Linked DNA regions of Homo sapiens: regions 1, 3, 4, 5, 6 and 7 are each linked to region 2. A link is a loop called in an ENCODE intact Hi-C map of the cell type or tissue named here. Cell type or tissue: ascending aorta. All regions are shown on one strand. Region 1 has its middle 18 kb from the start of ICOS. Region 2 overlaps LOC124907966 (a long non-coding RNA gene). Region 3 overlaps PARD3B (par-3 family cell polarity regulator beta). Region 4 has its middle 140 kb from the start of INO80D-AS1. Region 5 has its middle 290 kb from the start of PARD3B. Region 6 has its middle 6.6 kb from the start of NRP2. Region 7 has its middle 88 kb from the start of ICOS.

Evidence for each region. A loop is a pair of places that touch in the nucleus more often than their neighbours do. Peaks named below come from ENCODE experiments on the same cell type or tissue, not always from the same donor. Only the 100,000 strongest peaks of a DNase experiment are listed, where the experiment ranks them.
Region 1: a loop joins it to region 2, with 4 times the contacts of the local background. A loop is called at or near these places in 5 of 110 quality-filtered maps.
Region 3: a loop joins it to region 2, with 5 times the contacts of the local background. A loop is called at or near these places in 22 of 110 quality-filtered maps.
Region 4: it touches region 2 in a loop (3-fold over the local background); 15 of 110 quality-filtered maps call a loop at or near these places.
Region 5: it touches region 2 in a loop (2.2-fold over the local background); 16 of 110 quality-filtered maps call a loop at or near these places.
Region 6: it touches region 2 in a loop (5-fold over the local background); 28 of 110 quality-filtered maps call a loop at or near these places.
Region 7: a loop joins it to region 2, with 6 times the contacts of the local background. A loop is called at or near these places in 9 of 110 quality-filtered maps.

What each region holds. Positions count from the first base shown.
Region 1 is chr2:203,916,617-203,920,616 of GRCh38, forward strand. No RefSeq gene overlaps it. Among named protein-coding and RNA genes, the nearest start is that of ICOS, 18 kb to the right of the region's middle. In ascending aorta, a CTCF peak has its summit at 2,318; no DNase peak of the experiment used is centred here; H3K27ac peaks cover 1,294 bases.
Region 2 is chr2:204,143,906-204,147,905 of GRCh38, forward strand. LOC124907966 (a long non-coding RNA gene) reads right to left here. Exons shown (of 2, transcript XR_007088054.1): 2 at 1,317-1,554. Among named protein-coding and RNA genes, the nearest start is that of ICOS, 210 kb to the left of the region's middle. In ascending aorta, a CTCF peak has its summit at 1,511 (motif pointing right); a DNase peak (open chromatin) is centred at 1,516; H3K4me3 peaks cover 844 bases; H3K27ac peaks cover 649 bases.
Region 3 is chr2:204,690,307-204,694,306 of GRCh38, forward strand. All of the region lies in intron 2 of PARD3B (par-3 family cell polarity regulator beta), which reads left to right. Among named protein-coding and RNA genes, the nearest start is that of PARD3B, 150 kb to the left of the region's middle. In ascending aorta, a CTCF peak has its summit at 1,825 (motif pointing left); a DNase peak (open chromatin) is centred at 1,775.
Region 4 is chr2:205,946,748-205,950,747 of GRCh38, forward strand. It overlaps the pseudogene PPIAP68. Among named protein-coding and RNA genes, the nearest start is that of INO80D-AS1, 140 kb to the right of the region's middle. RefSeq lists an enhancer at 1-315. In ascending aorta, a CTCF peak has its summit at 1,527 (motif pointing left); a DNase peak (open chromatin) is centred at 1,484; H3K4me3 peaks cover 601 bases; H3K27ac peaks cover 966 bases.
Region 5 is chr2:204,258,104-204,262,103 of GRCh38, forward strand. No RefSeq gene overlaps it. Among named protein-coding and RNA genes, the nearest start is that of PARD3B, 290 kb to the right of the region's middle. In ascending aorta, a CTCF peak has its summit at 2,181 (motif pointing right); a DNase peak (open chromatin) is centred at 2,198.
Region 6 is chr2:205,673,914-205,677,913 of GRCh38, forward strand. No RefSeq gene overlaps it. Among named protein-coding and RNA genes, the nearest start is that of NRP2, 6.6 kb to the right of the region's middle. In ascending aorta, a CTCF peak has its summit at 2,205 (motif pointing left); no DNase peak of the experiment used is centred here; H3K4me3 peaks cover 320 bases.
Region 7 is chr2:204,022,369-204,026,368 of GRCh38, forward strand. No RefSeq gene overlaps it. Among named protein-coding and RNA genes, the nearest start is that of ICOS, 88 kb to the left of the region's middle. In ascending aorta, a CTCF peak has its summit at 2,330 (motif pointing right); a DNase peak (open chromatin) is centred at 2,332; H3K27ac peaks cover 3,636 bases.

The DNA of each region.
Region 1 (4,000 bases), 230 kb before region 2:
ATACAGTATCATTGTGCAGGAAGAGATGACACATTGAGTTCTAAAATGCCAAGTCCTTGCTTATAAATGAAGCTTTGTCCCACTAGTTGGTAGAAGAGTCAGTGGTTCAGCCCTACATCAATTCCCCCAAATGGCTGGCAAATAAATGTGCTAATTATTTTGTTGTCCCAAAAGATGCATCTGATGGCAGCTATTGATGGATTGGTAGGTAAGAAAGTGGCCATGACTTTGCCTTAGGTTGATATACACAAGTTGCAGCTTCAGGATGCTGACACAGTGGATTGATTTGGTTTTTTTGGTCTGGCAGAGAAATTCAGCTTTTTCTTTCTCTTTGAGTAAGTCTTTACCTTGGGAACTCTGGGAGTGGGTGTATTAATTTGTTAGGCTGCCACAACAAAGTATTATAGACTGGGTGGCTTAAACAACAGAAACTTCTCATAATGCTGGAGCCTAGAAGTGGAAGATCAAGGTGCTGTCAGGGTTGGATTTTCTGAGGGTCAGGAGGGAAAGATTTATTCTATGCCTCTCTTCTTGGCTGTACATGGTCATCTTCTCTCTGTGTTGTTCACATGATCTCTCTGTGTGTGTGTGTGTGTACTAATTTTTTCTTATAAGGACACCTGTCATATTAGATTAGATCCCACCCATATGATCGCATTTTACCTTCATTATCTCTTTAAAGCCCTTATCTCCAAATACAGTCACATTCTGAGGTACTGGGACTTGTAATTTCAACATAGGAATTTTGAGGGGGACAGGATTCAGCCCATATTGTGGGTAATCTAATTTGTTCTAGGTTGGTAAAGAAGAGATGCTTAGCTTTAGAGTCAGCCTTCAAAATTAGGAGTTGAAAAAGTCCGTCTTTGGTACACATAGTCTTTCTTTGGTATGCATAGTCTTGTAGGTTTTTTCTGGGTCCTTTCTTCATTATGTTGTCACTATCTTTTTTTTTTTTTTTTGAGACAGGCTCTTGCTTTCTCACCTAGGCTGGGTGCAGTGGTGCAAGCATGGCTCTCAGGCTCAAGCAATCCTCCCCCTTCAGCCTCCCAAGTAGCCAGAACCACAGGAGCACCCCACCATACCCAGCTAATTTTTAGATTTTTGGTAAAGACAGAGTCTCCCTATGTTGCCCAGACTTGTCTCGAACTCCTGGGCGCAAGTGATTCTCCTGCCTCGGCCTCCCAAAATGCTAGGATTACAGGCATAAGCCACCGTGCCTGGTCATCACCATCTTATTTGTCATAATCAGATTCTGAACTTCACTGTTCTATCTCCCTTTATGGTCAGTGCTATTCCTCAAGAAAGAATCTGATATCAGTCATTTCTATAGTGGAGCAATTTGAGGTCAGGGAAGTTTATACGCTATGTAAATGCAGTGTAATGAAAGGCTTTGTTTCCACTTAAAGGAAATTCACGTATTAGTGAGTAGATCAATAGGTGAGAAGGCCAGTGAGCTAAAGGCCTTTGTATTGCCTCATCCCTGAAATAACAATAGATAGCCAGGCACTTACTATATTTATCTCTTTACAAAATTTGTTCTTGACTCAATTGGGCCACTCTCCCGCTCCAAGGAAGCAGGCAATAAACTCAAGTTCGAGTGACTGAGAAGAGTATAATCAAATCAATGATGATTAGCCAAGGTGTGAGCAGGGCTAAAGAAGGTACAGAAGCATCCCAGGGCAAGCAACAGCAGGAAGCTGTTCCCACCTCCAGATCTGAAGGTCAGGGAGAGAATGCTTACCAGAACCCAGGCAGAGCTGCAAGGGTCGCCGTAGCTGTGCGAGAAGGCTCCCTGAAAGGAGCTGTGGTTTTGCAGGAAGGTCGCCTTGGGAACAAACACTCCAGCCTCACTTTCCTCCCGCCCTTCCGTCTCCAGCCAGAACTCCAGCAGCTGAGAGCAAGCGGAAGCCAGAGGCTGGGGGAGTTGTGGTGCTCTGTAAGCCTTGGCATCCCACAGCACAGAGGAGGGTGAAAGAGGGTCCTTCTCACTCCAAGGTTTTCATTTCTTGTTGAATATGAGGTACCTGAGCATCAAACTATACCAGGCCTTTGAACAGTCAAACAATGAGTGCTAATTCCAGACTCCCAGTTTCCCCTCTATTTTGAAAGATGAAATGACTAAGAAAAAGCTTCCGTTAATCACTGGCAACGACTTAGTCTAAAAGCTTCACTATATATCCTACCTGAGTAAGTTTTTGTACTGTGCCTTCTTTGAGCATTTATTTTATCCCCAGTGTCAGCATAAAGAAAGCATCTTCCCATCTGTGCAGACCTCTGCTGTTTTTGTCTGCTCAACATTTCTTTCCTTCTTTTCTGGTAATAGCACCTAGATTTTCCTTTAGGGGCCACTATTCCCCTGTCTCATAGTTCATGTGGTTGGCGTAGAGCAGATCTCACTCCTGGTCTCCAGGGATGGGCACGTGGGCAGGCCTAGCTGAACAGAGTTCTGCATCTCTTTTGCTACTGGAATTATTTCAAAAACAGGCATGTGACCTGTGTCTGTCCAGAGCATCACACCTAGGCCTTTTGCCAATGCTACACTTTTTTTTTTTTTTTTTGAGACTAAGACTCACTCTGTCACCCAGGCTGGAGTGCAGTGGCACGATCTTGGCTTATTGCAAACTGCGCCTCCTGGGTTCGAGCGATTCCCCTGCCTCAGCCTCCTGAGTAGCTGGGATTACAGGCACCTGTTACCGTGCCGGGCTAATTTTTGCATTTTTAGTAGAGACAGGATTTTGCCATGTTGGCCAGGTTGGTCTTGAACTCCTGACCTCAGTTGATCCGCCCGCCTTGGCCTCCCAACGTGCTGGGATTACACGCATGAGCCACCGCGCCTGGCATGCTATACTGTTTATAAGCTGTTGAGCTTGCACAGCTGGGAGGAGAGAAGCATAGAGATTCTTGGAAGAACCTGCTTCAGAATGAAGTCAACACAAAAAACAGCAAAAAAGAGATACAAGGAAAGATAGATTTCTGGATCTAGCTGTACCTGAAGCTAGATTTTCCTGAGTTTAAGTTTCATGAGTCAATAATTCATTTTCTTAAGCCATTTGGGTTTTGGTCACTTACAATGGAAATCTGTCACTAATATATTCTCTGTGATCTTAAAGTCAGTATTGCTTTATGTTGGGTTATACACATCTTGTTTATCATTATGTAGCCTTGGTTCAGTAGGTGCTTTTGTGTTGCATGATAAGAATTAGCATTGTTGAAAATACATTTGTTAGCAGAAAAATAAAATGCTTTATAGGCTGTCAACTGGCATCTTTTAGGGGGAAATTGAAGCCATCTATAAATTGTAAAGAATACGACTTGTTGGCCAGGTGCAGTGGCTCATGCCTGTAATCCCAGTATTGTGGGAGGCCGAGGTGGGCAAATCGCTTGAGCCCAGGAGTTCAAGACCAGCCTGGGCAACATGGCCAAACCCTGTCTCTGCCAAAAAAAAAAAAAAAAAAAAAAAAATTAGCCAAATGTGGTGGCACATGCTTGTAGTCCCAGCTACTTGGAAGACTGAGGTGGGAGGATTGCCTGAGCCCCGGGGGCAGAGGTTGCAGTGAGCCAAGATTGTGCCACTTTACTCCACCTTGGTCAACAGAGTGAAAGCTTGTCTCAAAAAAAAAAAAAAATCACTTGTTTGATAAAATAATGCAACATGCAGACACAGGCCATCCCCATCCATAGGAACACACAGCATTAATTTTTTAGTTTTTTATATAATAGCAACAAGGCTACTAGAGCAATGAAAAATATAGCACATTTAGAAGTTGCTATTGTTTCTTATACATCTTTATCTTAAATATATTTCAGAGTCTCTTTCCCTCAGTCTAAGAAGGATAAGTAGAATAGTTCCAATTACATTTTCTATTTGTTTTGCTGTTATTATCTTTCAGGCTATCAGTATGTTTCTAAGGGTATTTCCCAGACAAATTTTCAAAGCTGGAATAGGTATGTACTCTGGCACATACTGTTCAGGCTTTGTCCATCTGACACTAAACACTTA
Region 2 (4,000 bases):
TCTGCATGCTGGGGTTTGCACCCCAACCCTCCTCTGCCTCCTCAAATGCTGGCTGTAGCACATACTCACTCCAGCCCAATCAAGAACCCAGGACCTGAAATCCTGTGCGTAACGCAGAAATTGAGAATTCCCATTGCCGTGTTTCCAGCAAGACATGAGGTTTTAGAATGCGACAGAATCACGAGGTGGACTCTGGTTCTGGGTCCCAGGAGGGGACCAAGAAGGCTTTAGTTATATGAAAGGAAATATCTCGGACCCCCCAAATCACTAAGCTGAAAGGAAAATTCAAGATGGAAACTGCTCTGGGCAAACCTGCCTCCCATTCTATTCAAAGTCATCCCTCTGGTCACTGAGATAGCTGCATATTCTAATGGTGTCTTTGGGAAAAGCTTATCAGAAACTCAAAAGAATGCAACCATTTGTCTCTCACCTACCTGTGACCTGGAAGCCCCCCTCTCTGCTTTGAGTTGTCCCTGCCTTTCTGGACAGAACTGATGTACTACTTACATATGTTGACTGATGTCTCATGTCTCCCTAAAATGTATAAAACCAAGCGGTTCCCCGACCACCTTGGGCACATGTCATCAGGACTTCCTGAGGCTGTGTCACGGGCTCACAGGGCACGCATCCTCAACCTTAGCAAAGTAAACTTTGTAAATTAAATGAGACCAGTCTCAGCTTTTCTGGGTTTACAGTTAGAGCAATTTCAGGCTGTGTGTTATTGTGACCTCTCCACACCATCCACTTAAGAAAGAGGGTGGAAGCATGTGGCAGGGAGTGTTCAGGGTACGGATGACTCTTGGTGTCATTAGTCATGAGCACAGGCAAGTGACAGAGGGTGAACTCTTTCTGGTCAGCCTTCTTAGGTCACCTGAAGAGAGAAGAAATCCTGAGCAGAAACCCTGCTTCAACCAGACCTTTTTTTTCAGTTGTTGTTTAAACCCAGTCAGTGGGAAGCCTCTTTATGAGTTCTGTAGTTGAAACTCTGAGTTTTTTTTTTTTTAATTGCTTTGGTCTAAGGAAAAAAATAATACATTCTAGTGAGAGGCTTCGCAGGGCCCCAGAACTATCTGAAACTTTCTGTTCTGCAAGGAATTTGGTTAGGCGGCCTTCTCGAATACCAGGGCATTCTCTCTCAGAAAATGGAGCTCAACAAGAACTGAGGGCAGGCCAGGGCGGGAGTGGGTTGGCAGCTGTATGCTATTCAGCTTTTACCAAGTATTGGGTGAAATGCACGAAATTTAAACGGGAATTCCTGTTTGCTATTTCCCTGCTTGGCTGGAGGAGGTACTGACACAGGTATCAGATAACTGATATTGAAACAAGAATTCACAATTTTTATTGACAACTTGGAAAAGTCAACTGGAGACACACAGTTCTCTTGGAAGCCACTTCCTTTGACCTTCCTGACCCAGTGTCTCCAAAAGCAGGTGAGGATGAGGCTTCTCTTTGTCCAGGTGGGGACACGGTCTCTCCCGCCCCTCCGGCGGCCTTGTAGAAGATAGCCACTAGAGGGCGCCTTTCGCCCAGCCATGGCTCCAAGCGCTAAACCTGCTTCATAGGAGAGCACATTAAGCTGAGAAGGAGGCAAGTCAGTGACGTGGGGAATTATTATGCACAGTTCATTTCCTTATAATTTAACTCTCAGAGTAACAAAAGCATAATGTATAGCCTAGTTTTCGGGTCTGATTTACAACAGTTTAAACTAAAAGATGATTTCTGCCTCACCCACCCCCCTTCTAATCACTTCTGCTATCAGCAACGGAGAATTTTGTATTTCATCACGCGCTGCGTCCTCCTAGGGACACAGATCTGAGAAGAGGAAATTTTAAAACAGGGTTCCTGCAGCAGAGATGGATGCAAATTTTCACTTTCTGCTTCAAATTTCATTATGGCCTTGCTAGTTAAAAAACAAAAGAAGAAACAAAACTTTACGCCTTTATTATGGTTGTTTGGTTAGTATCCCTCACTACTTTTAAACACCCGGAAGTCCAAATGGGGCAAAACAGTTTTGTTCCCAAAGGGCTTATGGAGTCAGTTTCAAACCCAGAGGTAAAAGGAGTGAGCTTGCCGCCCCTCCCCGGCCCGTCTCCCCAGTGGTTCCCTCTGACCCACCCTCCAGCGGCTGACCCTTTTTTTCCTTCTCCCCAGCCCTTCCCTGTAGATTCCAGCCTACTTTGAAGTCTCCTTCCTCCGGCTCCTTGAGCACTTACTGACTCTACCAGCAATTTAGCATTGTGTATCTGCTGTCTCGTTCACTAATTGCTTCATATGTGTATTTTTTCTTCTCCCCAAGGAAAAAGAAATAACATTTTTTTGAGTGCCTACTTTGTCTAAGGCTTTTGGCTAAGGGTATTGCCTGTGATTTCCTTTAATCTTTTAAGCAACCCTATGCCTTAGATGCAATTGATTTCATTTTACAGATGAGGACACTGAGTCAGAGAGGCTAAATCACTTACACAAGGTTACATTACAAATAAAAGTCAGGATTGAAACGCAGGTGCCTCTTGCTGTTATATCATTCTGATACCCACTTTGATGGTAAACAAGGTGAGTGTCTCACCCTTCCACACTTTCAACACCAAGCAGAATGATAGGTTGATATAAAAGGAGAGAAAAAATCATTCACTGAGGTGCTCAAAATTGTTTCCATCTGTTGATTAGGGTTGGCAAGTGAGTAATCAAGTGGCACCCATAAGAGAACAATGGTTTTTTTTAAATAAATATCTGGTGCCTCCCAGAACAACTCTCAGGGCACTGGGCTGCTACAAAAGCATTCGAGCAGGAAGATAAAGCCCCCGAATAAAGTCAGTGAGGAGATGGTCTCTAAAGACCCGGTGGAACCTATAAACCAGGATGCTCGTACTCATCTCTGGTTGACTCTGCACTTTAGGAAGGAAGGGAAATTGGGGGCAGAGGAATGTTGATTCCTAACCTCTGAGACCACACTAGTAAAACATATGGAACCGATAAGGAAATTATCATAGTCCCTAAAGAGTGGTTTTAAGAACTCAGAATTTCATTGCATTTGGGGACTAAAAACACAAAAAAGGAAGCATCTTAGGGTTTCATGTTTATCTTATTTTTGAATTAAATGTTTTTCCAGCTTTATTGAGGTATACTTGACAATAAAAACATATATATTTACAGTATAAAGGTGATGTTTTGGTATATGTATACATTGTTTAATAATCACCACAATCAAACTAATTAACATAGTCATCACCTGGCATACTTACCATTTTTTGTGTGTGGCAAGAACATTTAAGATCTATTAGAAATTTTCAAGTATACATTATTTTTAAACTGAAATTTTATTTTTTTTATTTATTTATTTATTTATTTATTTATTTTTGAGACACAGTCTTGCTCTGTCACCCAGGCTGGAGTGCAGTGGTAAAATCTCAGCTCACTGCTACCTCTGCCTCCCAGGTTCAAGTGATTCTCCTGCCTCAACCTCCCTAGTAGCTGAGATTATAGGCGCCCACAGTCACACCTGGCTAATTTTTGTATTTTCAGTAAAGACGAGGTTCTACCAGTTTGGCCAGGCTGGTCTCGAACTCCTGACCTCAAGTTATCCGCCTGTCCTGACCTCCCAAAGTGCTAGGATTACAGGCTTGAGCCACTGTGCCCGGCCTAGTATACATTATTATTAACTATAGACACCATGCTGTATGACAGATCTCCAGAACTTCTTTATCCTAACTGAAACTTTGTACCCTTTGACCAATGACTCCTCATTTCCTCCCCACCTCCCAACCCCTGGCAACCACCTCCCTGCTTCTATGCGTTTGACTTTTTTAGATGCCACATATAAGTGAGATCCTGCAATATTTTCCTTTCTGTGCTGGCTTATTTCACCTAGCACAGTACCCTGCAGGTTTACCTATGTTGTTATAAATGTCAGAATTTCCCTCTTTTATAAGGCTGAATAGTATTCCACTGTGTGTGTGCACATGTGTGTATCATATTTTCTTTATCCATTCATCTGTTTATAGAC
Region 3 (4,000 bases), 550 kb after region 2:
ATGGCGCCTCAAAAATGTCTACTCCCTAATCTCTACAACCTGTGAATATGAATGTTACATGACACAGCGTCTTTGCAGATGTGCTTAAGGATCTTAAAATGGAGAGATTATTCTGGATTATTTGGATGGACCCAATGTAGTCACAAGCATCCTTATAAATGAAAGAAGAAGGCAGGAGAGTATTAGAGAGATAAATGTGAGAAAGACACACCCAGCCAATGCCAGCTGTGAAGATGGAGAAGGTGCCACCAGCGAAGAATGTAGCTGGCCTCTGACATTGGAATCAGTAAGGGAATGGATTCTCCCCTAAAGCCTCCAGAGAGAACACAGTCCTGCTGATACCTTGATTTTAGCCCAGTGAGACTTGTTTCAGATTTCTTAACTGTCAGATAATAAATTTGTGATGTTTTAAGCCATTGCATTTGTGGTGACTTGCTACAGCAGCAATAGGACACTAATACATACACTGCCTCTTTTCCCATTTTAACTTTTAAAGTGATGTTAGTCTTCTCAAATTTCATATTGACTGGGCATTGAGATCCTGCAGGATGAGATAAATGCTTTGTACTTCAGATGGGTTCCTTGTTCTTTGCCTTCCTCCCAAAGTCCATCACAAATGATCCTCAGTTTATTGGGTGAGCCTTCACTCTTTGAGACTTGATCTTTAAATATCTAATTATGCTGTTATCGTCTATAGTGTAGAAATTATTTCAAAGTCACAGACAAACAGCCTTGTTCACTTATCAGTTTCTCGCTGCAGTATGTAAAGGCCCTAAGAAGTCTGAAGACTGATGCTTAGTAAACCACTGCAAAGCTTAATGCTTCCTTCCTTTTAAGTGAGCATGAGAGCTTCTGAGTATTAAGCTTTTTAAAATGATTATTTTCTTTGGTAATTGCCATTATTAATTTTTGGCTGGGTTGAAGAAGACAACTGCAATATAACATGAAAACATGGCAGTCTATCACATCTATTATATAAAGTCAATTACTGCCATGGTTTCATTAACTGTACAAAAGTAATACTGTATTATGTAGTAAAGTAACATGGAAAGATGCCTCTGTTCTTGACTAAATTTTGCCTATCCTAGGGGGCTAGTTTGGAGAGATGCCAGTGGTTTTCAGGGCTTCCAAGTGAATTGCCCACTGGATCACATGTGATATCTGGTATTCAAATGTTATAATTTCAGTTCAGTTTTATCTCCTATTAGTTATCAGTCCTTGGGCAAGCTTCTTCATCTCTCTGGTCTTGGTTTCCCCATTTGTAAAATGAATATAATGTTCTTACAGGGTTGGTGTAGGAAAACTAGGTAGGTAAACTATATAAAATTTTAAGTATAGTATAGCATATACTGAGAACTCAAATGCTGTTATATTAATGATACTATGGTAGTGCTATTACAGTATTTTTAATGTAGGTGTTTTGATGTTACCATTAGATGTTTTTAGGTATTTAAACATCAAATAAACTATTTTACTGTATATTTTAACTGCTTTTTAAACAAAACTGATATGAATGAAGTTATTAAATTGGTAAAATAGTTTTATAAGAAGATATTGAATATGACAGAACATTTGGATTAATATATTGTTATTATTTGCGAAATGAAAATGCCAGTATGATTAAACTGGAAATGAGAATCCTTTTATCAGAACATATTATTTGGTAACATAAGGAGCATTTGGAGATGTAACATGATTTTAAAATGGAGACTGGTTTGCGCAATGCTGCATGAACTAGTGACCTAAAGCCAGGCTCTTTATTCTTAAGCCAAATTGCTTTCTGAACACTCTGTTGCCCTCTAGTGGGTCCACAGTTACCTAGAAACCAGCTCACAGGAGCTACTTCCTGAACAGGATGAAGTATTTTGTTCTACTTTATTTGAAAATAATTTTTGCTATGTTTTTTGTTACAACTCACAGACTCAGGCATGGAGAATAAAGCCAGAGTTTGCATATATTTCCCTGTGCTTTTGTGCATCTTCTAGTAAGGGCTAAAGGAAATTCCTTGCATTTATAAAAACTCCTCTTTTAAATTTATTTTTAAATTTAGACTTCTTCCCGCCTACCTGTTTGCTGGCTGAAAGATTAATGGCTGGTGGTGATGAAGTGTGTAACTTATTCAGTCTGTAGTTGGACAATCTATGAAGTATATTGTGTTTTCTGGAGAAGGAGAATGCTAAATTAAGTTAAACAGCTTTTTTTTTTTTAAAGGTCCTGATTTATTTCATTTCTTAGCCCTCATTTTATCAGTAAGATTTCCATCGCAAGCTAAAGTACCTATTTTAAAGCCACAATTAAAAGAAAAACAAATCAGGATATGATGTGTTTTTGTTTTTCCTTCAAAAAGTCTTACTTTGGTTCATGGGAGTTGATGTTATAAAAGCACAAAAGCACATAGAAGAAGTTTGGAGAAGGTTTCAGAAATAAATGCAGAAGCTCCTGAAGAACAAATGAATTACCTTGGTCATGAAATTTTAGCTCAGAATTTTCAAGATTACTCTCCGCTTATAGAATTACAAAATTGTAGAATCATGGATCCAAACAAGACCTCAACAGTCATGTGGATTAAACTCATCATCTTTCAAAAGAGGAAATATCCTACCCAGGAAGAGGTTATAGAACACGATGTCTGTAGCTGATTTAGTTCCTGAGTCCATTTCTGCATTTCCTCCCTAGGATGCTGATAACATCTCATGCAGATCAAAACTACTCAGTTTGAAGTTGGCTTCCTCCATTGACATCCTTGTTTTTGTTGGTTAGTTTCAAGTTGGCTTCTTCCATTGACATCCTTGTTTTTGTTGGTTAGGAGCACCTTCTCCTAGTCTCCCAGACTTGAACTTGCAGTTATTTTAAAAATTTAGTTATTTAATAAAGCCAATTTATTCTTTCCTTTATCCTTTCCCATATGTTTGTTTTTGTCTTTGAATTTCCACAGCTACCAAATTTATATCCATAATATTTCAGGCCAAGGTTACTGTAATTGACAAGAAATTGGTCGTCTTGTTTTTAGTCTCTTCCTTACCTGTCAGCTGTTTTTGTGCCTCGTATGTAGGCAGAATGGTTAAGATCTTGGATTCTGGACAAAAAAGTCAGTTCATTTCTTGGCCCTGTTATTTGTCTAGTTTTGTCCAAGTTGCTAAACCTCTTTGTGCCTTAGTTTCATCATGGATAAGTGGAACTAAAAATAGTACTAATTATGTAAGTTAACACGAAGTGTTCAGGAGAGCACCTGGCCTGTAGTAAGTCATCAATTGTTATTGTAATTAACACACTATTAATAATGTAAATTACATTATTTAAAAAGTATTGCTTAAATCATATTGTTCCTTTTAGTGTATACTGCATCAAGTCCAAACTTTGTAGCCATTTAGAGGCCTCACAATGCCTCCAAACTTTCTCTAAACCCACTTCAACCGCAGTGGTGGCGAAACTACTGTACGATTTATTATGTATCATGGACTTTCTAGCTCCAAAGCTTTTTTTCTTAATGTTCCGGTTGTCTGCTATATCCTTGTCCCTATTTCCTGCCCATCGAAGATTCAGTTTATGTTGTATTTTGTATTATTCAATATTAGCTCCATGAGGAGGGGGTCTTTGCTTTATTCACTGCTGTATTCCCAGTGCCTGCAGCAGTGCCTGGCATTTCCTAGCTGTTCAAATAATTACAGTCAATGAATGAACGTATGCTTTGAGGTTTTGAATAAGCCATTCAACCACTTGTAACTCCAGTTTTTCCATTGGTAAAATGAGAGTGATAAATGATATCGTTCACATCGTATTATTGGGAAGGTTGAAAAAGTGTGCAGGAAAATACAATGGAAATTACAAAGCACTATATACGTGTAAAAAATGTATCTATTCCTGCTGTTCAGTTCTTATGAATTTTTCAAGATCAAGGTGAAATTGTATTTTATCCCAGTCAACATTTGTAAATCATCTCAATCTAAAGTAAATCCTCTGTGCTCTGAAATTTTATAGAAACGATTAAGTGGTCTTTTTT
Region 4 (4,000 bases), 1.8 Mb after region 2:
TTACATGCCGATTCCTCCCCACGGGCTGTTCTTTAGATGTTAAGAGAGGACATGGCAGGAGGTGGTGAACAAGCACTCATCTCACCTTCCAGCCGCTATCACAGAGCACCTAATGAACCGCAGTGTGCTAGAATTTCCACATGTGGGTAGAGAGAAAAAGAGGACAGTCTTCACCCAAATCTCAGTGCTGGGCACAGGGATAGAAGGATGGTGAGAAGAAATGAAGATCTGTTCTTCCTTCATTTGTCTTCCCATTTCCAATCCTCAAGAACCAGTTTGAGGAGAATGTCTGCCAAACCAGCTGCAAACATACTACTATTTAAATTTTCTTCATTTCAAAGGGTTTTAGAGGCCAGGCACAGTGGCTCACGCCTGTAATCCCAGCACTTTGGGAGGCTGGAGTGGGAGGATTGCTTAAGCCCAGGAGTTCCAGACCAGCCTTGGCAACATGGCAAAACCCTATCTCTACAAAAAAATAGAAAAATTAGCTGGGCGTGGTGGTTCACGTCTGTGGTCCCAGCTACTCAGGAGGCTGAGGTGGGAGGATCACCTGAGCCCAGAAGGTTGAGGCTGGGTTGAGCCATGTTCATGCCACTGCACTCCAGCCTGGGTGACAGAGTGCAACCCTACCTCAAAAAAAAGCTTGGGGGGGTGGGGGTCAGGCCTCTTCAGAACTGCGTGCCTCCTCGTAGGTCCATAATAAGAAGTTCCCCAGCCAAACCACCCAGGGGAGATTACTGTTTGCTGTCCTGGCCCCTCTTCCTTCCCTCGGGGCCCTATCTCTCCTGAATCTTACTTGTATCTTCATCCTCACCTCCTTCGCAAAAGAGGATCTTGCCTTGGACTAGAAAAGCAGAAATCATCCCGCATCCATACAGATCTTTAATCACATCCTTGTTCTTGAGATCCGAATTTAAAACATAGAGGTGTTGTCAGGCCCTTTAGGGCTTTGCACAGTGTCAAAGCGAGCAATCTGAATGGAAGGAGTTTTAATTTTTCAAAAATTAGCCAGCAGTGGTGGTGCACGTCTGCAGTCCCAGCTACTTGGGAGGATCATGTTTGAGAACAGGAGGTTGAGATTACAATGAGCTATGATCACGCCACTGCCTGGGCAACAGAATGAGACCCTGTACCCAAACATAAAATCTGACAAATTTCTTCACTTACTCTTTCCAACTAAAAAAAAAAAAAAATTTACTTGTTATGCAATCAGAAAACTGACCTCCAAACAGCAAATGTCAGCAAGTCAGTAGCAGGAGCCGACAACTCATTCAGGAAAAATGAAGCACTTTTTATAAAAGTCCTGTTTCTGGCTCAGTTATACTGTCCTAAGAACTGACATAGTAAGAAATAAGTCCAGGAATCATTAAAACAAGATAGAATCCAATGTCCTACGTGTTCCAAGAACACAGCTGTTGCTCAGAGGCTCAAGGCTTCGGCTACTCCTGTGTCAGCGCGCAACATAAACCCACCACAGAGAAAACCCAAGCACGAAGCACGACCGTGCTCTGCCATCTGGTGGCCAAAAGTGAAATGGCCCTGAAGGCGCAAAAGATTGAAAATAGATGTTTCCTAAACTGTAGTCATCAATAGCGAAACTTTCTCAAGTCGGCTACCAATAAGCAGTGGATGTTAGAATGCTGAAAAAAACAAATCCAATGTTGAAGAACCTCCTTTCTTTGGCCCTCCAGGCATGAATGAAAAGCTCTTAAATTGCTTGCCTAAATGAGCCCATCTGTTTACTAAACAGGGGTACATGAAAACATCAGTTACTAAGTATGCAGACTCTTTTGATCCTATGAAAGCACTGACCATCTATCCATGCTATGCAGATCTCTGTTGGTGATATAATTACAAGATGGGAAAGGGAAGTGTGACCGGGACACTCTGAGAGCCACTTGTAGTCTAAATGAGACACCCCGCAAAAGCAGTCACGTGAGCTTGGAAACTCAAACCCTGCTTTCCTAGCACACTGAAGCCTCAGAAGGCCATGCACACCTGTAATCCCAGCACTTTGGGAGTCCAAAGCAGGTGGATCACTTGAGTCCAGGAGTTTGAGACCAGCCTGGGTAACACAGACAGACGCCCGTCTCTACAAAAAATACAAAAATTAGCTGGCACATGCTTGTAGTCCCAGCGACTCAAGAGGCTGAGGTGGGAGAATCACTTGTGCCTAGGAGGTTGAAGCTGCAATGAGCCATGGTCACGCTGCCCTTGCACTCCAGCCTGAGCAACTAAGCAAGACCCTATCTCAAAAAAAAAAGGCCTCCAAAAAGTCTGAGTAAAAAAAAGTTGTGCTTTGCAGACACTGCTGCCGCCACCAGGAGCCCCATACTACCAGCCATGATCAACCCCATCGTGTGTTTCAACATCATTGTCAACGGCAAGCCCTTGGGCCACATCCCCTTCGAGCTGTTTGCAGACAAGATTCCAAAGACGGCAGAAAACTTTCACTCCTGAGCACTGGAGAGAAAGGATTTGGTTGTAAGGGTTCCTTTTCTCACTGAATTATTCCAGGGTTTATGTGTCAGGGTGGTAACTTCACAAGCCATAATGGCACTGGTGGCAAGTCCATCTATGGGGAGAAATTTGATGAGGAAAACTTCATCCTGAGGCATAGAGTTCCTGGCATCCTGTCCATGGCAAATGCTGGACCCAACAAAAATGGTTCCATTTATCATCTACACTGCCAAGACTGAATGGTTGTATGTGGCCCGGCACGGTGGCTCACGCCTATAATCCCAGCACTTTGGGAGCCCAAGGCGGGAGGATCCTGAGATCACGAGTTCAAGACCAGCCTGGCCAACATGGCGAAACCCCGTCTCTACTAAAAATACGAAAAATTAGCCGGGCATGGTGACGCATGCCTGTAGTCCCAGCTACTCGGGAGGCTGAGGCAGGAGAATCCCCAGACCTCCCCATGGCCTAGGTCAGGAGCCCAGAAGTGCCACATGGCTGAGGGAGCGCCATTTCCTGGGGGGATGGGGGATAAGAAGGTACCCTACAGGAGAAGCCAGGAGGGGCCGCCTGCCCCTGGGGTTGGGGCCTGGCCGAGGCAGGTGTCGGGCCTGAGAGCCTGGCTGGCTGAGCTCGGAGGGCCCCCAGGGAAGCCTGGCCCAGGGAGCAGTCGTGACTCTGCAGGGGAAGCCCAGCGAGGGAGCCCGGGAGGCAGAGGTTGCAGTGAAGTGAGATCACACCACTGCACTCCAGCCTGGTGACAGAGATAGGCTCTTTCTCAAAAAAAAAAAAAAAAAAAAAAAAGAATGAGTGGTTGGATGGCAAGCATGTGGTCTTTGGCAAGGTGAAAGAAGACATGGATATTGTGGAGGCCATGGAGCGCTTTGGGTCCAGGAACGGCGGGACCAGCAAGAAGATCACCACTGCTGACTGTGGACAACTCTAAGTATGACTTCTGTTTTATCTAAACTACCAGACCATTCCTTCTGTAGCTCAGGAGAGCACCCTCCACCCCATTTACTTGCAGTATCCTAGAATCTTTGTGTTCTCGCTGCAGTTCCCTTTGGGTCTATGTTTTCCTTATTCCCTTCCATGCCTAGCTGGATTGCAGAGTTCAGTTTACAATTATGAAATAAAAACAAAGGAAGGAAGGGAGGGAGGGAAAAGGAAAGAAAGAGTTGTTGGCTGGGTGCGGTGGCTCACACCTGTAATCCCAGCACTTTGGGAGTCTGAGGCAGGTGGATCACTTGAGCCCCAGAGTTTGAGACTAGCCTGGGCAATATGGTGAAACCCCATCTCTACTAAAAATACAAAAATTAGCCAGGCGAGGTGGCATGTGCCTCTAGTCCCAGCTACTCAGGAGGCTGAGGTGGGAGGATTGCTTGAATCCAGGAGGCAGACATTGCAGTGATCCAAGATTGTGCCACCACACTCTAGCCGGGGCAACAGAGTGAGACCTCATCTCAAAAAAAAAAAAAAGTAAGTTGTTTAACTTTGCTTAACTTAGCTTCCCAAATTCCTTTGACCTCTGAATAGGTTGTTG
Region 5 (4,000 bases), 110 kb after region 2:
CTTACTTGATTCCTTGCATCTATCAAAAGTCAACTCGATCATCTCTTTGGTGACAGTTGCTTTCCAACCTTCAGACCAGAAAAGATTCTATCTTCAACCATCTGAAATTCATCCAGATTCTATGTCCAATGTTCTAGTTTTGGAAAGTTTCCTCCTCAGCACCTACCCTCAATATTCTTTAGTCTTCAACTTTTCAGTCAAAATGTTTTACTATTTTTGCATCATCAGGATCTGAGTTCCACTAACAGTACGACGTGTCTGCAATTATATTGAGTGTGCATACACACCTATACACATTTCATCCAAAAATATTTCATTGCACGGGGGTAGTGTCAGTTGGTAAATGCTTGCTACTAAATCCCAGAAATTTCAAGTCCTATGAAAGTCCCTGGAGGAAGATAATTGGAGGTAGGCAAGAGTTTGAGATCAGACCAAAATAATAATGATAGTAATAATAATAATCAATATATTATCATTTGGCAAGGCCCTTCACTATTCTGATGCTCAGCTTTGGTATTCTTGCATGTTAAGTGTTGACAATAAGGCCTCATGTTGGGTTGGGTGAGAGTGGGGATGAATGAGATGAAGTACATAAGAAGCTGGCACATGGTCATTCCTTAATAAAATATGATTAATACAAGTCACATCATGTTGGTTTCTCTGTAGTCGTGGGACAGCCTTGCTCCCAACTCAAGTCTTGTTTCAGTGACCAGCAGGGTGTGTTGTCTCTGAGCTCACATTATTGTCCATGCCTCCCTGACACCACCCATTTTCAACATGGCTATCTGATCATGTTCTCCTGTATCCCCACTTTTTCTTTTCTCCTTTCCTAGTTTTGCCTTTGAAAAGCAGTCACACCAGCACAATCCCCTCATGCTAAGACACACAGGAAAACTTAAATATTTGAAAACCTTTCATTCATGACATCAGTCCAAAGGTCATCAAACAAGCTGTCAGGGGACTATGCCTCCAGTTAAATGCAGCAGCCATAAAAGCACCTATGCCTGGGAACCATCTCCCTAGCAACAGAGTTCCTGATGGCCAATGGACACTCATTTTGAAGCACTAACAGGGTTTTTGTTTTCAAAGCATATCTACTTCTTCTACTTTGATTAATCAACATCATCTCTTCTGGTGTGTGTTTAAGTGAAACAATAGATTACTGCTCAGCCACAGTTGAATGACAAAGGGTTTTCATGAATCTCAAGAAGAAAAAGCAAAAAAGCAAAAATCTACAATGGATTTTGTCCAAAGGGAAAACTTAAAAACCTCTCTTTTCCTTGCTGCCTAAGTTCTTGTAAGCAATTATGTTTAGAATAGTCTTTTGAAGCATGAACCATTCCTCTCTATATCACCAAAAATGTGGGGTAGTCCACCTTTTTCAGCTTTCTTTTTGGCTTAGGATACTTGAAACCTTACAGATAATTCATGCTTGGTTTATAAGAGTAACATTTAGAATAGTGCCCCAAATCATCTCCCAGTGATTCTTAGAACTCTGTTTTTTCAGACTCTGGACTCTGACAACTGTTTTGGACTTGCCTTTTGTTTCTGGCAGGGAGGGTTAAAATGTGTTTAGGAAGATACATTTCTCAGGGAATTTTTTTTTTTACTCTCTCTTCATTGGAATCCTTTTCTCAGCTTTAGACAGTTTAATGATTCTATGACACTAGGAATATGTCTGTGATGACTTTGCTTCACCTTCTTATGTTGGGACCAGCATTCTTGAATTATTCCAATACCCCTTAAGGTCTTCATCCACACTTGATTAAGATACTTAAAACAAACAGAGGCACTCCATTAAAATGTATCATCCATTAGTTTCTGGCTGAGTTTCTCCTCTAAATCCCTAAACACATGTGAAAAGGTAAAATAAGGAAGTAGAATTCTGTCTTGAATTCAGTTCTAAATACTTAGATGATAATTCTTGACTTTTAAGTCAAAATGCTCGTTCACTGCCTGGCAAGGAAGAATACAAAAGAAGCCATGTGCTTGATTTTGTATGTAATGAACATGTACTGAAATGCATTTGCTTTTGTCTTGCACATGCTCATTTTAAAGATGATCCATACAATGGATTGAGACTGAATTTTCTTCTAGGCTTCTTCTAGGAGGGGCACTAAATGGGGTGGGGGAGCTATATTAACAAGCGGGTCTTTCATGGAGTCCTAAAAGTCACCACGAGGTGGCAGACGAGCACAATATGAAGAAGGAATTACATCCCAGGGGGCCAACTCCTGGGCTCTGCTAATGGCTTGATTTTCCACTTACAAGCAAGAAAATGCCATGGAAACTTTTGTTTCCTCTTTGAGTGAACGAGGAGGGAAAGGGATGGGGGAGACACAAAGTCCCCTTCCACTGTGTGTTGTCTGCTGCCCCATAGCCACATCTGGACATTATAAATCACGCGTTGTTGGAGTTCAGCATTTTCTGATCTTAGCAACAGCCCCATTCTAAGCAGAAGGGAACCAGTATGTTTGGTTCAGCTTAAAAACAACTAAAATCACAGGTTAATGGGAGGAAAGAAAATAACTGTACCAGAGGAAAAAGCAACAGTGGAGCTTTTCTCTACAACCAGTACTGGGCGAGTAACTTTAGAACATAACAGGTTGCTGGTCCCAGCTGCCAATTAGTTCTTACCCTGTAACTTGTTCCTGCTCCCACCACAGGGACACGAAACTGCATGCGAGTCTTACAATAAAATTCCCTCTCTGTTCATAGCTCCTCCCACTGCCCCCTGTCCACCACCTAATTATTTATTATTATTATTACTTTTTAATCTTGACAATTGCTTGATATTCCACAGAACCTGCTTAGAAAAGGTGTGACATTGCTGCCTTTCAGCAGAAGATCACTCTGGGTGTTGCAGCTGCTGTGTTCTAGCTCAACTGAGTCTGATGCCTCCATCTGCCTGCCTCCTGCATTCCCCAGCTCATGGATCTCCATGCAAAATACCTTTAGACCATTTGCACTAGGATCTGTCTAATCTCGTTAGATTTCTCATTTTCAGCATAATACTGTCATGGTGCTGTGCACCAGTGCCCCAGATTAGTGGCTTGTCAGAATGGTGCCCCACTAATGAGCTAATCCAAATAATGCTCAAATCCCAAATCAGATTTAAGACGATCCAGTCTGGGTAGAATTAGGGAGCAAGAAATCCTGGCCCAAAGAACAAGCTTTCATTTTCTTTGTTTCACCTTAAAACAAAATAGGGGGAGTGCCTGTCAAACTCCAGACTTTTTTTTCCCCTTTGTATGACATTAACCTCCATTACACAATTGGGAATAATAAACAGAAAAGAGTACATCTGTATGGATTGGTATAAATTTACCTTAGAGGATTAGAAAACACAGACACACACACACATATGCGAGCTTAATATATTCAGCAGATCTATGTCCTTCACAGCTTCTAGTTTTCCTGACTTTCCTGTGAGCTTGACCTTAAGACCTTGTAGATTTTGAATCTGATGTATTTCAGTGGTGACCTTAGGATGTAGGGTTAGGTCAAAAAAATTTTTTTTAAAGCTTATTTGTTTTCTTATTTTCCCTCAGGGTAAACCTGGGCTCCAGAAATTCCAAACTGTATAATAACAGAGTTAAGGTCAGGACCCTGACAAAGGAGCTAAGGAGACAGAATGCAAGCAGAATCATTTGGGTTTCAGGTGTTCTTGAAAATGAAGCTTTGGCTTAAAAATGCATGCTTAGAAGGGTTTCTTGTTTCTGTGCCTTTCTAGTTTTGGGAGGAGTGAAAGACATGATTGCTGCTGGCACAAAGGTCATTTTTATGAAGGCCAACTAGTGGGCCCACAAAGAGCAATAGGAGAATCAGCTGCCTCCCAGTCTCCTCCACAGGGCATCCACTCAGGCACTGTCACAGCTTCACAGCCTTTCACGTTGCTGCTGTATAAAGCCGAAAGAACATGGCTTGGCTTTTTAAGAGTCAATTCAGCAAAGCAAGGCAGTTTGCCATGTGTTTTGACACACAAACGGAGCCAATTTGT
Region 6 (4,000 bases), 1.5 Mb after region 2:
TGTTGTCTTATATTTTTAGTCTAATAATATTATTAAGTTGACTTGCCCCAGAATACTCCTCTCCCCTAAAGTGTAACTCTTTCATTTTCTTTTTTCTTTTTTTTTTTTTTTGAGATAGAGTCTTGCTGTGTCACCCAGGCTGGAGTACAGTGGCACGATCTCGGCTTACTGCAACCTCCGCCTCCTGGGTTCAAGTGATTCTCCTGTCTCAGCCTCCTCAGTAGCTGGGATTACAGGCACCTGCCACCACGCCTGGCTAATTTTTGTATTTTTAGTAGAGTTGGGGTTTCGCCATCTTGACCAGGCTGGTCTCAAACTCCTGACCTCAAGTGATCTGCCACCTCAGCCTCCCAAAGTGCTGGGATTACAGGCATGAGCCATGGCGCCTAGCCAACTCTTCCATTTTCTAAGGAGTAAGGGAGCTCAGTGTTGGAGAAGCCACACTATTTATGAGAATACTGTCAGTCAAATACAGCAAGAGGAACACATACTTCCAGGTGTGTTGAAAGGTCAAAAATTACATTTATTCCTTCTAAGTTATAATCAAATGAAATGAGAAATCAAATGGGAAATGTTTTCACATCCTAGATCCTTGCCAAATTCTAGCAAAGAAACACAAAGTCAAGTAAATATGTAATTTAACTTTAGGGTACTTTTTAAAGGGAAGCAAATTGCTTCTGGTCAGAGATTTTTGTTTGGACAAGTTTCCAGTATGAATTTTAAAACAGTTTAGAAACTCAACTCTGGGAATCCATGTCACAGAAAAAGGGAATGAGAGAGAGAGAGGTGGGATTAGAGACAGCTTCTCACTTTAAGCTACAGGAGAAACCTCACATTCTGGAAAATGACCACTGTTCAAAATAGGTCAAATTGCAATTTACCGTAATTCATCAAAACTCTAATGGCCACTGGAGAAAGCCCCAGTTTGATCTGGCCCAGGACTTAAGGGTTCCTTAGGGCAGGTGCACCCCAGGCTTTTTCTTTATAACCCCAGCATACCCAAAGTAGACTCTACCCATCTTGGATCTTCAGTAAATATATGAGTCTAACAAATGTGACCAAGAGCTGGTGCCTTTGATCCTAAAATAAAAGTTTTCACTGAATTTTGATGAGTAGCATTGGGCATAGAGTTTGGGGCAGCTTGGGGAGTATTCTACCTTCTGAATCAGATTCAGCAAATAATAAATGGAGGCATATGGTCCATGCTTTATCTGGTGACTCTAGACCAGAGTTTCCTAAAATTGTTGTCACTTTTTTAAAGGTGGGGAGGGAAAGTTTGGATTAGAAAGAGAGAAGAGGTTACTAGCTGAAAGTGATCATATTTATTGTGCTCTAGAAACGATTTCCCATTTAATATTATTCCAGCATAAATGTTGCCCCTGCATTCCATCCACAATGCAAAACATCAGGGAACAAGCTCCCATGAGAGCTTGTTTCTGCTTAATGTACCCTGGGGGAAAGCCTAGAAAACATTAAAGCAGTAGCTAGGCGCTTTAATGAAGTTAGCCTGCTGAAACCAGGGGAGGTATGCCCGAAGTACACCTGAAAGCACTTTGATTATCGCATCGGCTTCAAAAGAAGCCCCTTCCTTCGTTTTTTAGCTCTGCTGCCCTGAGAAATAGAATTACACCTTTATATTCAGGTTAATTTTGCTGTCTTGCTGAGGCCTGAAAGCATTTCTAAGCACTCTGAAGATGTAAGGGAAGCGGGCTGTTCCTCTCCATCCTGCCCGCCACGTCGCAAGCCCAAATGGACAGAGGGTGCTCAGAACCCTTCAGTTTGAAGCATGTCCTAAGAATGTAAAGTCCAGCACAATAAATGCCTTCCAGTTCTGAAAAAGATAACTTCCTACTTTCTGCTAACATTGAGTCAATCGGGTTCCACAGGTTTGCTTTAAAAAAAAACAAATCAAACCAAAACAAAACAAAACCTCAGATAATCCCTGGCCTTCATAAGCTATCCCTCCCCTAACACACACGCTGCCTTTAGCTTTTTAATATCATCACCTCGCTCTCCATTTCCTTTTGTTTTATAATGCTTGTGTTTCTTTCTTTCTTCGTCTTCCTCTTTTTTCCATTTTTCTCTTTGGCTGGTCTCTCTGCTTAGCATTCCTTTCATTTCCTTTTGCATCTCTCTTCCTCTAGGATTTTAGTTCCTCGTTTCTGCTTGTTGTTTCCTTTTCTGGTCACAGCTGCCCCCTAATGGTTTTCAAGATCATTACTGCTTTGGACTAGAGGAAAGAGGGAGGCAAAGAGCTAGAGAAGGAAAGTTAGAGAGAAACATAAAATGTGTCTTTGCTTTTAACTTTGCCATATCGTCTCAATATCTCTGGAAGAATATGCAAAACCTGCATCAATGGGGAAGAAGTGAACTGGAAAACTAAGGGACAGGTGTGAAGTTTGTACAGGATACTTTTTCGTGTAATTTGAATTTTTAAAAGATGTGTACTACTTATTTTCTTTTTTATTTAATTTTGAAATAAATAAATAGTATCTGAGTCTGGAGACTGAAAAAGAGACTGCCTCTATAAATGATTTCTTGGTTGCAGCAGGAAAGCAAGCGCCATGCCAGCCCCCTCCCCATCAGTGTGCTCATCCAGATACTAAGGGTTGATTGGCAGCTCAGTAAACTATGTAGGAGTAAATATGACGGAGGAGAGTGGGAACTAATGACTATGGTGGGTGTGAATTAACCCACCCTGGAGTCTCCTCAATAGCAAAAGGTCAGCTCCCTGACTACTGCCTTTCCATCAAGACTTTCACGCTCAAATTAGCAGCTATTGCCATCATAATGTAACAATCACCTGACATGTAGATGTCTAATTAAGGCACCATAAGTCACAGGTTACAAATTTGAAAACAGCAATAGCAACAATAAAAAAATCCCTTACAAATCTGTGGGGGATTTGATAGGGTACATATGCATGTGAATGAAGGCAAGGTAATGTGCACTAGTGGGTGGAAGATTCAAGTTTCCAAGAAAATTCATCTATGAATTTAGTAAGAGAATGGGAATTTTCTCTTCAAAATATTTCTGAATGATTAAAAATTTCATATCGTAGCCCTAAAATATCCAATTGCATAACCTATAAGTGCTATGACGTTACAAATACATTCTTGGCCTTTGGTTGTGATTGCCAAGTGGAATCTGTATTTTTTATGATAGGCTAGAAAAAGCCTTGTTGAAAAATATCTCCTCAAAAAGCCCTGCCAAGATGCCTGACATACTCATTAGCACTCGCTGTTTGGGAAAAGTACCCAATGCAAATACTATGATGATGGAATATCCATTGAAGCCCCATCCATGCATTAACAGTTTAAGGATAAAAGAGCATTAATTTCAACTTGCTTAGGTTGGCCTACAGAATTCAGACTAAAGCCTGTTTTAAATCCACGAGTGAGAATGCGATCAGGAAAGAGTCATAGCCAAAACTCAAAACCAGATAAGGTTAAAAATCATTCAAGTCAACCCATCATTCTGTAGGTGAGAAAAGTGGTTCCAAATTGGTTAACAGAATTTTCAAGGACACCCAAGTAGAGACTGAAGGTCCAGCTGCCCTGTCCTCAAGGCTTCTGCTGCCCCCACCTGCTTCTCCGCGGTGGTCTCCACTGACGAGTGGAGTTGAGGCCCGAAGCTGGGAGAGCATCATAAAGACCCTGACTCCTGGTGAGTGCTCTGGGAAAGTCATCCAAGAGAGCGTAGAAAGAACATGGGATGATAGACAATAATATGAATATAAGCTAGCTCTTCTCTTCCTTAACCAAACAGACAGTGAGCATTTTCAAATGCTGCCTTGGTAATCAGAACTTCTGCTGATACTGGGGTTCCTTTCTTGGCAAACAAGTATGGTAACCACAGAGATTGATAAGGGTGTGAATTTCTATGGGTTTCTATGGGAATTATTCAGCTCTGGTCTTTTGATTCTGAGGCTGAGTTGTCCAACATGGTAGCTGGTAAGCACATGCGGCAATTTACATTTAAATGAATAAAATTAAATACA
Region 7 (4,000 bases), 120 kb before region 2:
AAATTGCATCAATAAAATAATCAATGGCACACAGCAGCTAACATGCTCAATTCTTCACCTTTAAAGCGGCACTCTTTCTGGCTCTGTGAGGAAGAGAGCCAAAAGTTAGATGCTATAAAGACAAGCATATAGAACATGTGGTAGAAAATGCCAAAGATTTCTCCAAGAATTCTCAGTAGCAGAACCCCTGAGCCCATGTTGAGACAGGCCCTACCACAATGAAGGTGGACTTGATTGGTGATAACTGTGGGAAGCATTCTAGTCCTCTTGTCTGACCTTGCCCAGACTTAAAGGGACACACATCTTGTCTCTGCAGGCATCTGCTGGGTTTCCCCCACCACCATCCCCTCGCCAACCTCTCACTCACAAGACATTAAACCTCCCCGTGTTGAGTACCTTGTATCAGGGGCAAGCTTAGTCGTTAGTGATGAGTATCTACTGACTACAATCACTTCACAGGCCCTGGGCTGAGCACACTACAACCGCTGTCTCATTGAATCCTTGCAATCGCTCTAGGAGGGATGTTTTGGGGGAATTTTTGGTCAAAAAATAAGAGACTCCTTTCAGGTCCTGAGCTGATAAGTAAATTCTTTTTGTATGACAGTGAGCAGGAGGTTCAGAATTTTGAGACAAATAACAGAGTCAGAAAGTTTTATTTTGTTTTTCCCCCAGCAAACTCCCTTTACTTTTGACTTCAGGTCACATTATATAACAATCTAATATTACCTGACCTGGTTTTTCAGCCTTCTGATGCTGAAATCTCTCTCTTAAAGTGATGAAAGGTTTCAAAGCTCTGAATGGAGATAAAAATCTGTTTCTGCCTTCTTCACCATCCAACACCCACTCTTTCTTAGGCAGATCTGGCAAAAATATGTTTGTTCACAAAGAAGCACTGTGGACACAACACAGTCGTCACAGCTTCCCCACCTTGAAAGAGCAGCTTCCCTGTGACACCTACAAAGACTGACATGAATGGAGTCAAGCTGCAGCTTCTCACTTGGGGCACAGAGAGAGAGGCTGTCACAAAGTAGCAAGGATGCAAAACATGACAATTGTCTCAGGACAATTCAAAACAAAGCTAAAGACCACCCCAGGCTCTACTCTAGTTCCCTTATTTTAACTTAATATATTGTTTTGTTGAAATAGAGTATTTTAAGCTCTGTTTTCCTCAACAGCTTTGTAAATTCAATATGTTCAAAGAAACAGGAACTATTGTCACAAATGGCCAAAAAGAAGTCCTGGCCTGTGTCCCTAGGATTGCCCCAGGGTCTCTTAGCCCACAGAGGCACTTTGAACATTACGATTTTACAGATACTGGGATGAGGCCCAGAGAGCTTGATGAGATTTACATAATCAGAAAGTGGCAGATGAGGGAATTAGGACTCAGGTGACATAGTTTTAAAATGGTTTTCTGATCTACTACTATACTATACTGTCTCTTGGAAGCCAACACGTTTGCATCTTTACACTGACCAGTGCCAAGATAATACTAACTTAAGAGAGAACCAGACGGGTGGCTCTAAGGCCAAAATTGGGTTAAGGGTCCATTGCGTGTTAAGTTAGAACCACAGAAGATTTGCTGCTGATACTCTATTAGAATTAATCCAGTAAAATGCTCCTAAAGTCTCTTTAGTTTTCTGGGATTGTTCATTTGTCAATTAATTTTCTTTCAAGGAAACTTTAAAAAAGGTTTTTAAATTTGGGGATTGAGGGTGGAGAGTCTAACTAAAGGTATCACTTGTCCTATATATATTAAAAAAAGATAGTCTAAGCCCACATTCCTGGAATCAGAATGAGGCAGAAAATTGGACTGAGTTCAAAGAATTGTAAGACAAATGATTAGGAGCTTGGCAGAAGTGAATATTAAGTAAAGAGTAAAATTACCGACTGTGTATAGTTAGATTAGGCCAGAGTATGAAGTGGGGGAGGAGGGTAAAATAGATGGAGCTCTTTGAGATTTGTGATCCTCAAGTACCGCTCCCAGGGATCGAACGGCAAATATTCTGTCAGGTGACTGTGGATTTAATAATCAAAAGTCATTCTTGCCTGTGAGCTACATGAAAGCAAGGGCGGCACTGCTTCATCAAAATGGCATTTCCTTGGAAAACACACTGTAAATAAAAAGTGGTAGTAAAACAGGCTATACTTATAAATATCATAACGTGTGAGTTTTGTGCTGGAACAAAATGCAGAAAGTTTGTTGGCCATATCCCAGGCAGACTGAATTGCCCTTTGAGAGAGACTAGAGTTTTTTTAAGCACAGGGCTACCTAAATATTCTCCCAGTTTCCAACTGCTTTCTTCAACTTTTTCCTTTGCCTTGTTCTTTCTTCCTCAAGAGGGCACCAACACCCCATCCCTAGAAAGGGTGCTGCTATGTGTGGATTTCACATTGAATGTTGAAAACATCTCTCTACAGGAAAGAACCTGGTTATAGACCAATAAACCAATAATGAGACTTCCTATTTAGTTTCAAATATCTTTAAAAACAAATTGCATTTTGTTTAATCCCAGACTGATCATTAAACAAACAAACAAAAAAATCTGTTATATTTGGGAGAGGAGAACTGTGAGATTATGTTCATGGTCTCAAAATAAGAGAGGCAAAGTTCAGCTGAACTGCAACAATTAGACATGATTGTGCATTCACATTTGCAGGATATTTTTCTTAAGTCTTGGTGGGAGCATGAAAGGAGACCTTATTGTGTGTGTGAGACTGGTATACAAACCAGCGAGCACACATTAATGACAAACAGTCTTTGTTAAAACCCAGGCAGCAGATATGTTAGAGGTATGCCAAAGAAAGCTTAACATTCCTCTGTCGAACATGTAGCACTTTTATTTTGGTCGAAGAATGCTATAGACAAAGGATATAGCAACGCTGTGGACTGGCTGCGTTCTTTTAACATTTGCTTTCATATGGAATAAAATGCGTAATTTCTCCCAATCCTTATCTTTGTCTGGGTGGTGAAATTCATAAATAGCATGAGTACCACATCATATTTTCTGTACCTATTTGAATGGAATGAAGCAATGTTGCCTACAGGTTTTGTTTTGGATTGTGAGCTAATGACCACATGTTAGGAGCCACTGTTTACAAAAGTCATTTCCATAGTGTTTACTGCTTTGACCAAATGAAATTTACAATAACTTAAATCTAACATTTAACGATACACATAATTGTTATTGTGCCATTATATTATTAGGCATAAATGGAAAGCAGTTTACATAATAAATATTATTTTACCCAGAAGAACAAGAGTTTGGAGTTTTACTCCTCATTCAGCTTGACTGTGGTCATAGATATAAAATTATAATGATATTGTCATTTTACTCTAAAATTATGCTTTCCTCCATCTCATTTTTTTCACTTTTTCCCTCTTCTGTCTCTTCTCTTTTTCTTTATCTTAGTAACAACTGTAGTCATCATTGTTACTATCATCATCTTCCCCGAACACTGACATATTCTGATATCCACGCATATTGGGGGTGAGAGCTTTGGATCTGGCTTCCAAAGTTGGGAGATCCTTGGTCTAAGACCCTCCGTCCTCCTGTGCCCAGGGGCAAAGTTCTCAGGGCTTTGCTTCCTCTACCTGTACTTAATCCCTTTGATAACCTGAATTAATTTCTGGGGTCCGCTGTAAGAAATTAGCACAAACTTGGTGGCTTAAAACAACAGAAATTTACTCTCTCATAGTTCTGGCGGCCAGAAGTCTGAAATCAAGGTGTCCTCAGGGCCATCTCTGTCTGAAGGCTCTAGGGGAGGATCTCTCCTTCCCTTTTCCTAGCTTCTGGTGGTTGCCAGCAATCCCTGGTGCTCTTTGGCTTGCCTCTTTCCAGTCTCACTTGTGTTGTCACATGGGATTCCCTCTGTGTGTCTGTGTCCAAATCTCCCTCTTATAAAGATGCCAGTCCTCTTGGATTTGGGACCCAAATCCAATATAACATCATCTTAACTTGATTTCATCAGCAAAGACCATATTTCCAAATAAAGTATTTAT